2 separate regions of the Homo sapiens genome follow, and region 1 is linked to region 2. Evidence: chromatin contacts called from ENCODE Hi-C or POLR2A ChIA-PET data. All regions are on one chromosome and are shown on one strand. Each heading gives the region's core, a stretch centred on a gene start or an enhancer-like site at or near the end of the contact. The rest is flanking DNA. Distances are from core to core; before and after follow the strand shown. Region 1 overlaps LTBP1 (latent transforming growth factor beta binding protein 1). Region 2 overlaps BIRC6 (baculoviral IAP repeat containing 6).

Region 1 (3,495 bases), core at 467-2,966, 460 kb after region 2:
TGTACCTTCTGTTAACACCATGTTTATCTCCCAGTTGCCGTGTGGGTCCATTTTTGGTGAATGAGCTTGTTTTCTATTTATGGGAACAAGGTTTTTTTTTTCTTAGTGTTAGGAAGTAAGTGCTATTCTGAACAAAATGAGAACTCAGAGAAGAAAGATTACCCCGTTCTCTGAGTTGCATTACAAGCAGCCACTCAGCTGCACCGGGTCCTTAAACAAATTGTCTCCTCTTAATGAGCTATTCTGTATGGATAATAAGATGCAGAATGTACTGCAACTATCACTTGTCATTTGTCTAGGAAGGTAAAATACAGGAAGTTCCCAACTTAAAAATGGGCTTGACGTAGCAGTTCATTTGTAAGTCACTTGCTTGGAATTTAGAATGCTTCTTCCCTCTGCAGAGACAGCTTCCATATGGTGATTAGTATCCAGTCAGCCCACAGAAGTTATTCAGTCTGTTGCTATAGATGAAATTATCCTTATTTTTACTTCCCCTTCGAATAGACCACCTACTGTTTCTTCTGAGTGTGGTCTTTTTCTTTTCTCCTATTCCCTCCTCAATCCTCTTTTTTTTTTTTTTTTCTGTTTTTCTTCATTATTCTCTAATTTCTTCTTGTCTCATAATACTTCAGTTCTATTGTGGTAGCTAGATTTAGGGACTAGTTTGAAATGCTACTTTGCTGTTGGAAAACACATTCTGCAGCCCTCAACAAGAAGCAAAGGTAAGATAGGTATAGCTAATACTTAGTAAGGGCTTACTATGTGCCAGGTACTCTTTTAAACACTTATTGTGTATTGTTCACTTACAGCTCACAAGGATCCTGTAAGGAAGGTAACATTATTAAACCCATTTTACAGATGAGAAGACTGAGGTACAGAGTGGTTAAATAGTTTGTTCAAGGTCCCACAGTTACTAAGTGACAGTATTACAATTTAAACAGAGGCAGTCACGTTTCAGCATCCATGCCCTGAAGGAAGGAGTTGGCAAAAATTTTCTGTAAAGGGACAGATAGTAAATATTTTTAGCTTTGTGGGACATACGGTTTCTGTTGCATCTACTCAGTTCTGCCATGGTAGCACAAAAGCAGCCATAGACAGTGTATGAATTAATGAGTGTGACTGTGTTCTAATAAAACTTTATGGACATTGAAATTTGAATTTCATATAAATTTCACAGGTCATGAAGTATTATTCTTTTTTAAATTTTTTTCTCAACCATTAAAAAACATAAAAGTTATCCTTAACTTCTGGGCCATAGGAAAGCAGGCTGTGGGCTGGATTTGGCCCATGAACTGTAGTTTGCTAACTTTTTCTCTAAAGGATAGTAGTGCTTTTTTTGTGTGTGCCAGAACATGAATATAACTGTGTGTCCTTGGAACGGTATAAAGCTTTGATTATATCATAGCTAGACATCTCCCTTCCAACATTGTTTTGGATATTAAAAACAAAAAACAATTCTGTGTTGAACTATGCTTTGGCGATCAAGAGTCAGATTACTGTGAATTGCAATTAGTTTTTTCTAGCATTATGACTTACATAAACTGTAAAGTAATTTACAAGCAACATTATTCATCTTCAATATCACCATCCACTGTTAGAATTTGACCCTCTATGATGTATATATATGGATTGTTAGTAAGAACCGTATGTCGGATGTCAGATAAAGGAACAGTCTATTTTTTTTCCTTCCTTTTGGTAGCCGCGGTGTACTTTAGACAAGAATGTTGTGAGTCAAAGAGGAGGCTAAGGTTTCAGCTCTGACTCAGCTTTGGTAAAATAAAGTCATTAGGCAGTTTGCTTTGGAGACTTCATCTGCTGAATGAAGATGCTTTTTTATGGTAGCATTGTTATAGGCATGTATATATGGGTGTGCCTACTGGTGCACTTTTAAGTAAAGAGAAGAGATGAGAAGAGATGGCCTTGGGTGCCATCAATCCTGATATTAATAAACTATATAGTTTGCCCCATTATCTAGTCCCTGCAGAGAAGATTAAGATGTACAAGATCCAGTCCTGCTCTTAAGGAGATTTTGAAATGACAAATGAGCTATACAAAGGAAACTATACAAAGCTATAGAATTAGCCCTTTGATTAATTTAGGTTATGACATAATCACAGTGAGTCATGTTTAATCAAATGGCCAAGGAATCACATGTGATAGGCCCACTTTGGCTACTTTTGAGAAATGTTACAATCCTTAAGTTATCTTTCAGATTGCCTATTTTAGGATATTTCAGGTTTTGTGTTTAACCAGTAAAGGAGGAGATTGATTAAGCCTCCTTAAAGTATTCAACTATATACATAAATATGTCTAACATGCCAAAATGTTTAGTGTTACGTTCATTGTGTGTCACATGAAGTGCTATCATCTTGATCACTTATTCAACAAGTTTTTATGGAGCATATTTTATGTATGAGGGCACAGTTCAGGGAGCTAAGGATAGATAACACTAGGCAACTACATAAAATGTCTGCTTTCTTGGAACTTACAGTTTAGAGAGGGAGAGACAGTTGATAAATGACATAATTAAAATACACATTAGATATTCATAAGTGCTGTGGAGAAAATAAAACTGCATTAGCAGATAGGACATGCTGGGTTGGTGTGTGGTGGGGAAGAGTGAGGGGTGTGGCAGTTTTAAATAGGCTGCCAGGGAAGACCCTACTGAGAGGCATTTAAGCAAAGGCCTGCGATAAGTGCATGAACCCTGCAGATATGTAGGGGTGAGGCAGAGGCTTTGAGGCAGGAGTGTGCCTGAGATGTTTGAGGAACAGCTAGTTTGGTAAAATTGTAGTGTTAAAAGCACATATTTTAGGCAGGTGGGGATTAGATGAATTGGTTTTACCTTTGGCTGAATTGGTTTTAGGCAACTTGATTTAGAACCAAATACAAATAAAGTTCCTTAGGAAATCAAAGGAAAGAGCAGTTGTTTCCAGATTTTGGAGTGTTAGTGCAGTGGAGTCCAGGGATGGCTCCTTAGAGAAGGTGTCTGTGAAAAGATGGTTGGATTCAGATACATACAACTGGAGGAGAAGGGTGTATCCAGGGGAGGCAATGATGTGAGGCTAGGTAGCCTGGCATATTAGTTTTCTTTGGCTGTGTAACAAATCACCCCAAAACTTAGCAACCTAAAATAACATGCATTTATTGACTGACAGTCTGTGTCAGGAATCCAGGGGCTGCAGCCAAGCAGTCAGCAGGGGTGGCAGTCATCTGAAGGCTCGACTGGGGCTGGGGAATCCACTGCCAAGATGGCTCACTTTCATGGCTGTTGGCAGGAGGCCTTAGCCCTGGCACTGGCTGTTGGCAGAAAGCTTCACTTCCTCTCTATGTGGACCTCTCTGTAGAGCAGCCTGAGTGTCCTCACAATGTGGCCATAAGCTTCTCCCAGAGTGAGTGATCCTAGATTAGGGAGAGCGAGGAGAAGGCCACAGTGCCTTTATGGTCTTGGTCTTAAGGATGCCACACCCTCACGCTTACCTTATTGTACTGATT
Region 2 (3,129 bases), core at 101-2,600:
TAAATACTAGAAAATGTATTTACTAGCAGAGAGCTAGTAAATGTATTTATTATACATGTTGCATTTCTTGCGTAGTTTTTCAGTGTGCAGTCCTACTTTAGTCTGTTAACGTGTTGGAAAATGATAGTAAATGAGTGTATTTTAATAGAATTTAAAATCTGTTGTTTTTAACATTTGGGCTGAAGAGCCGAAAATATAATGAAAATGTAGAAGTTAGATTCTGCCATTTACGTATTCTGTATTTACTTAGATACTTAAAAATTTTTACGTATCTAACTAGGCTGATGTATTTAATGTGAACTGCAATTTATATACAAAAAACTACACATACTTAGTGTATACAATTCGGTAAGTTTAGAACATCAACTCCTTTTTAAAGCAACTCTTTTGGGGAGCAGTTGAGCAGAATAGGGATTTAAATAATTTTTTCCTTTGAAGATTAGAGGATCATTGTGTCATTAATTTTATAATCTAGTATTGAAATTAATTCCATTTTACTAATATTTTGAAAAAGCAATTAATAGCAGAGTTTATCTCTTAATAAAAGATTTATTTCCACAGATTAAACACATCACATATTTAAGCTTAAAATAATGGAGTTACTAAATGTCAGAGTTTTAAAATAATTAAAAGAGAAGTGCTGCTTACCCTACATTGCATCAGGAGTAAAGTGTTATCAGATATGTTGCTTTAGTCCACAATAGTGATGAATGAACCTTTTCTCTTCACGGAGGGCTTGTGAACAAAAGCTGAACAAGCTTCATATCAAAGATGGCAAATGTTTTCAGTATATCCTGAAGGGATGTATCTTCGCTGTTAGTAATCTGTGGTAAATTTCACTGTAACTATTTGATGTAAATTGCTAGCCTCTGCAAGTAAGTCACACTGTAAATAGGCTCTATTTTTTAGTTTTTTTAGGTTTTTTATATGCTGAATCACATATTTCCTCCAAAATGCTAATGTTTATGGTTATTTCTTTTGAATTTTCTGTCTGATGAACCTTTACACTGTTCTTTTTCTTTTCAGCTGTTTGAAGATACTTTTCCCCATTGAAATGTTTTAGTTCCAAATGCAGAAAGTGATTTTATTCCTCTCCCTACTACCAGTTACTACTATAAAAATGAAAAAAATTGTTTATTGGCATAAGTTTTGTAATGTCACACACCCGCATCTGTAGCTGTTGATGACAATTCCAAGATAGTCTTCAAGCTATGCATAAATCAGCAAACAGGCCCTTTTGAGGATTGGAAGGATAGTGACTTCACTTGCCTGGTTGTAAGCTGTAACACTGATTAAACATGCATTTGGTGCTTGCTGAGTAAAGGAGCTGCAAGCTGCACTTGGAGACATGGTGTTGCATAACAGCGTGTTGTGCCTCTGTTCTTTGTCAGGCAGGCGCACATTGAATCCTGTAATAACAATGAAGTATGTGTAAAGGAGCTAAATTTGAAGACATCTAAGGGTTTTCTGATGAAGCTCTTCATGGCAAAAATAGAATGAAAGAATTCAAGATTGAAGTAGTTTTTATGTTGTTTTGTGCTTTAACAGGCAGGTTTTTATTAAGGGTTTATTATCTTTATCCATTCTTGTTGCTTGCTGACCACCGGTACACATTAATTTACAATAAAAGCACATGTCTTAAAAGGAGAGCATAAATCAGCTCTACATTAGTTTTCCAAGTTCTCCTCTTGGTTGGGGGGGTCTTCAAAATCTTTAAAAAAAAAAAAAAAATAAGGCCGGCACAGTGGCTCACACCTGTAATCCCAGCACTTTGGGAGGCCAAGGCCGGTGGATCACCTGAGTTCAAGGGTTTGCCTGGCCAACATGGTGAAACCCTGTCTCTACTGAAAATACAAAAAAATTAGCCAGGTGTAGTGGCGGGTGCCTGTTATCCCAGCTGCTTGGAAGGCTGAGGCAGGAGAATTGCCTGAACCCGGGAGGCGGAGGTTGCAGTGAGCCGAGATCACGCCACTGCACTCCAGCCTGGGCAACAGGGTGAGACTTCATCTCAAAAAAATAATGACAACAATAATAATAAATCCGATATAAATAACACATGTCAGGTTCCAGACATAGGCATAGATTGTCATATGCATTAATATAGAATTTGACTTAAAGAAAAGCATACTTACGTAACTAATGGTTGTCAAGAAAAATACAGAAATACAAAAAACTTGATATTTTTAGTTTAAAATGAAGAAATTTGATATCTTGAGATATTTTTTAAAGTACAGTAATGAAATTTAAAGTTCTTTTTAAAATTTTAAAGATTTTTGTAAAATAAACACACAATTTTATCTCTCACATTTTTTGGACTATTCCCAGTCTCGTGTGCCAGTGCTTATTATTACCTTGTTTTGCTAGCTTTTGCCTTCATACTCCTTGATATGAAGAGAATATCTTCTTCTATTTCCATAATGTAAGATTCCCAGTTGGCCTCTCCTAATGCTAACTCAATAGAGTAAAATATATACCAGTTAAATAAGAGGGAATAGCATGTTTCATTTATTTCAGAGGAGCTGTGTTGTTTTCTCTATGCCCTTTTGTTTACATGTGAATATAATGTAACTATATATTTTTTCTTTTTTCTTCTTCAGTCATAGTCTTCTCTGCCACCCGGGCTGGAGTGCAGTGGTGTGCTCATAGGGCACTGCAGCCTTCAATTCTTAGGCTCAAACATCCTCCTGATTAGCTGGGACTACAGGCACCTGCCACCATGCCCAGCTAAGTTTTAAAATTTTTTGTAGAAATAGGTTCTCATTATGTTGCCCAGGCTAGTTTCAAAACTCCTGGCCTTAAGCAATCCTCTTGTCTCAGCCTCCTGAGTCACTGGGATTGCATACATAAGCCACTGTGCCCGACTTTTTTTTTTTTATGCAACATCTCGTGCTTTATAAATTGACCTGCAAGTAGGCCGGGGGCGGTGGCTCACACCTGTAATCCCAGCACTTTGGGAGGCCGAGGCGGGTGGATCACGAGGTCAGGAGGTCGAGACCAGCCTGGCCAACATAGTGAAACCCCATCTCTACTAAAAATACAAAAATTAGCCGGGCGTGGTGGCACGTGCCTGTAGTCCCAGCTACTTGGGAGGCTGAGGCTGGAGAGTAACTTGTACCCGGGAGACAGAGG

Evidence for each region. A loop is a pair of places that touch in the nucleus more often than their neighbours do. ChIA-PET counts read pairs that join two places held with the same protein, here RNA polymerase II (POLR2A). Pooled maps may share reads with other maps.
Region 1: a map of heart right ventricle shows a loop between it and region 2 (4-fold over the local background). The contact joins two enhancer-like sites. A Hi-C loop is called at or near these places in 35 of 168 maps with a recorded cell type or tissue (Calu3, HCT116, K562 and 21 more), 11 of 37 single-sample maps with no recorded cell type and 40 of 50 pooled maps. POLR2A ChIA-PET finds 5 or more read pairs at or near these places in 1 of 52 experiments (activated CD8-positive, alpha-beta memory T cell).

Annotation. Positions count from the first base shown.
Region 1 is chr2:33,021,700-33,025,194 of GRCh38, forward strand. The region is part of intron 3 of LTBP1 (latent transforming growth factor beta binding protein 1); the gene reads left to right. Among named protein-coding and RNA genes, the nearest start is that of LTBP1, 76 kb to the left of the region's middle. Within about 2 kb of position 1,717, at least 3 of the 41 ENCODE cell types and tissues checked have a DNase peak (open chromatin) inside an H3K27ac peak, as active enhancers do.
Region 2 is chr2:32,558,006-32,561,134 of GRCh38, forward strand. The region is part of intron 65 of BIRC6 (baculoviral IAP repeat containing 6); the gene reads left to right. The region is part of intron 1 of BIRC6-AS2 (BIRC6 antisense RNA 2); the gene reads right to left. Among named protein-coding and RNA genes, the nearest start is that of BIRC6-AS2, 15 kb to the right of the region's middle. Within about 2 kb of position 1,351, at least 2 of the 41 ENCODE cell types and tissues checked have a DNase peak (open chromatin) inside an H3K27ac peak, as active enhancers do.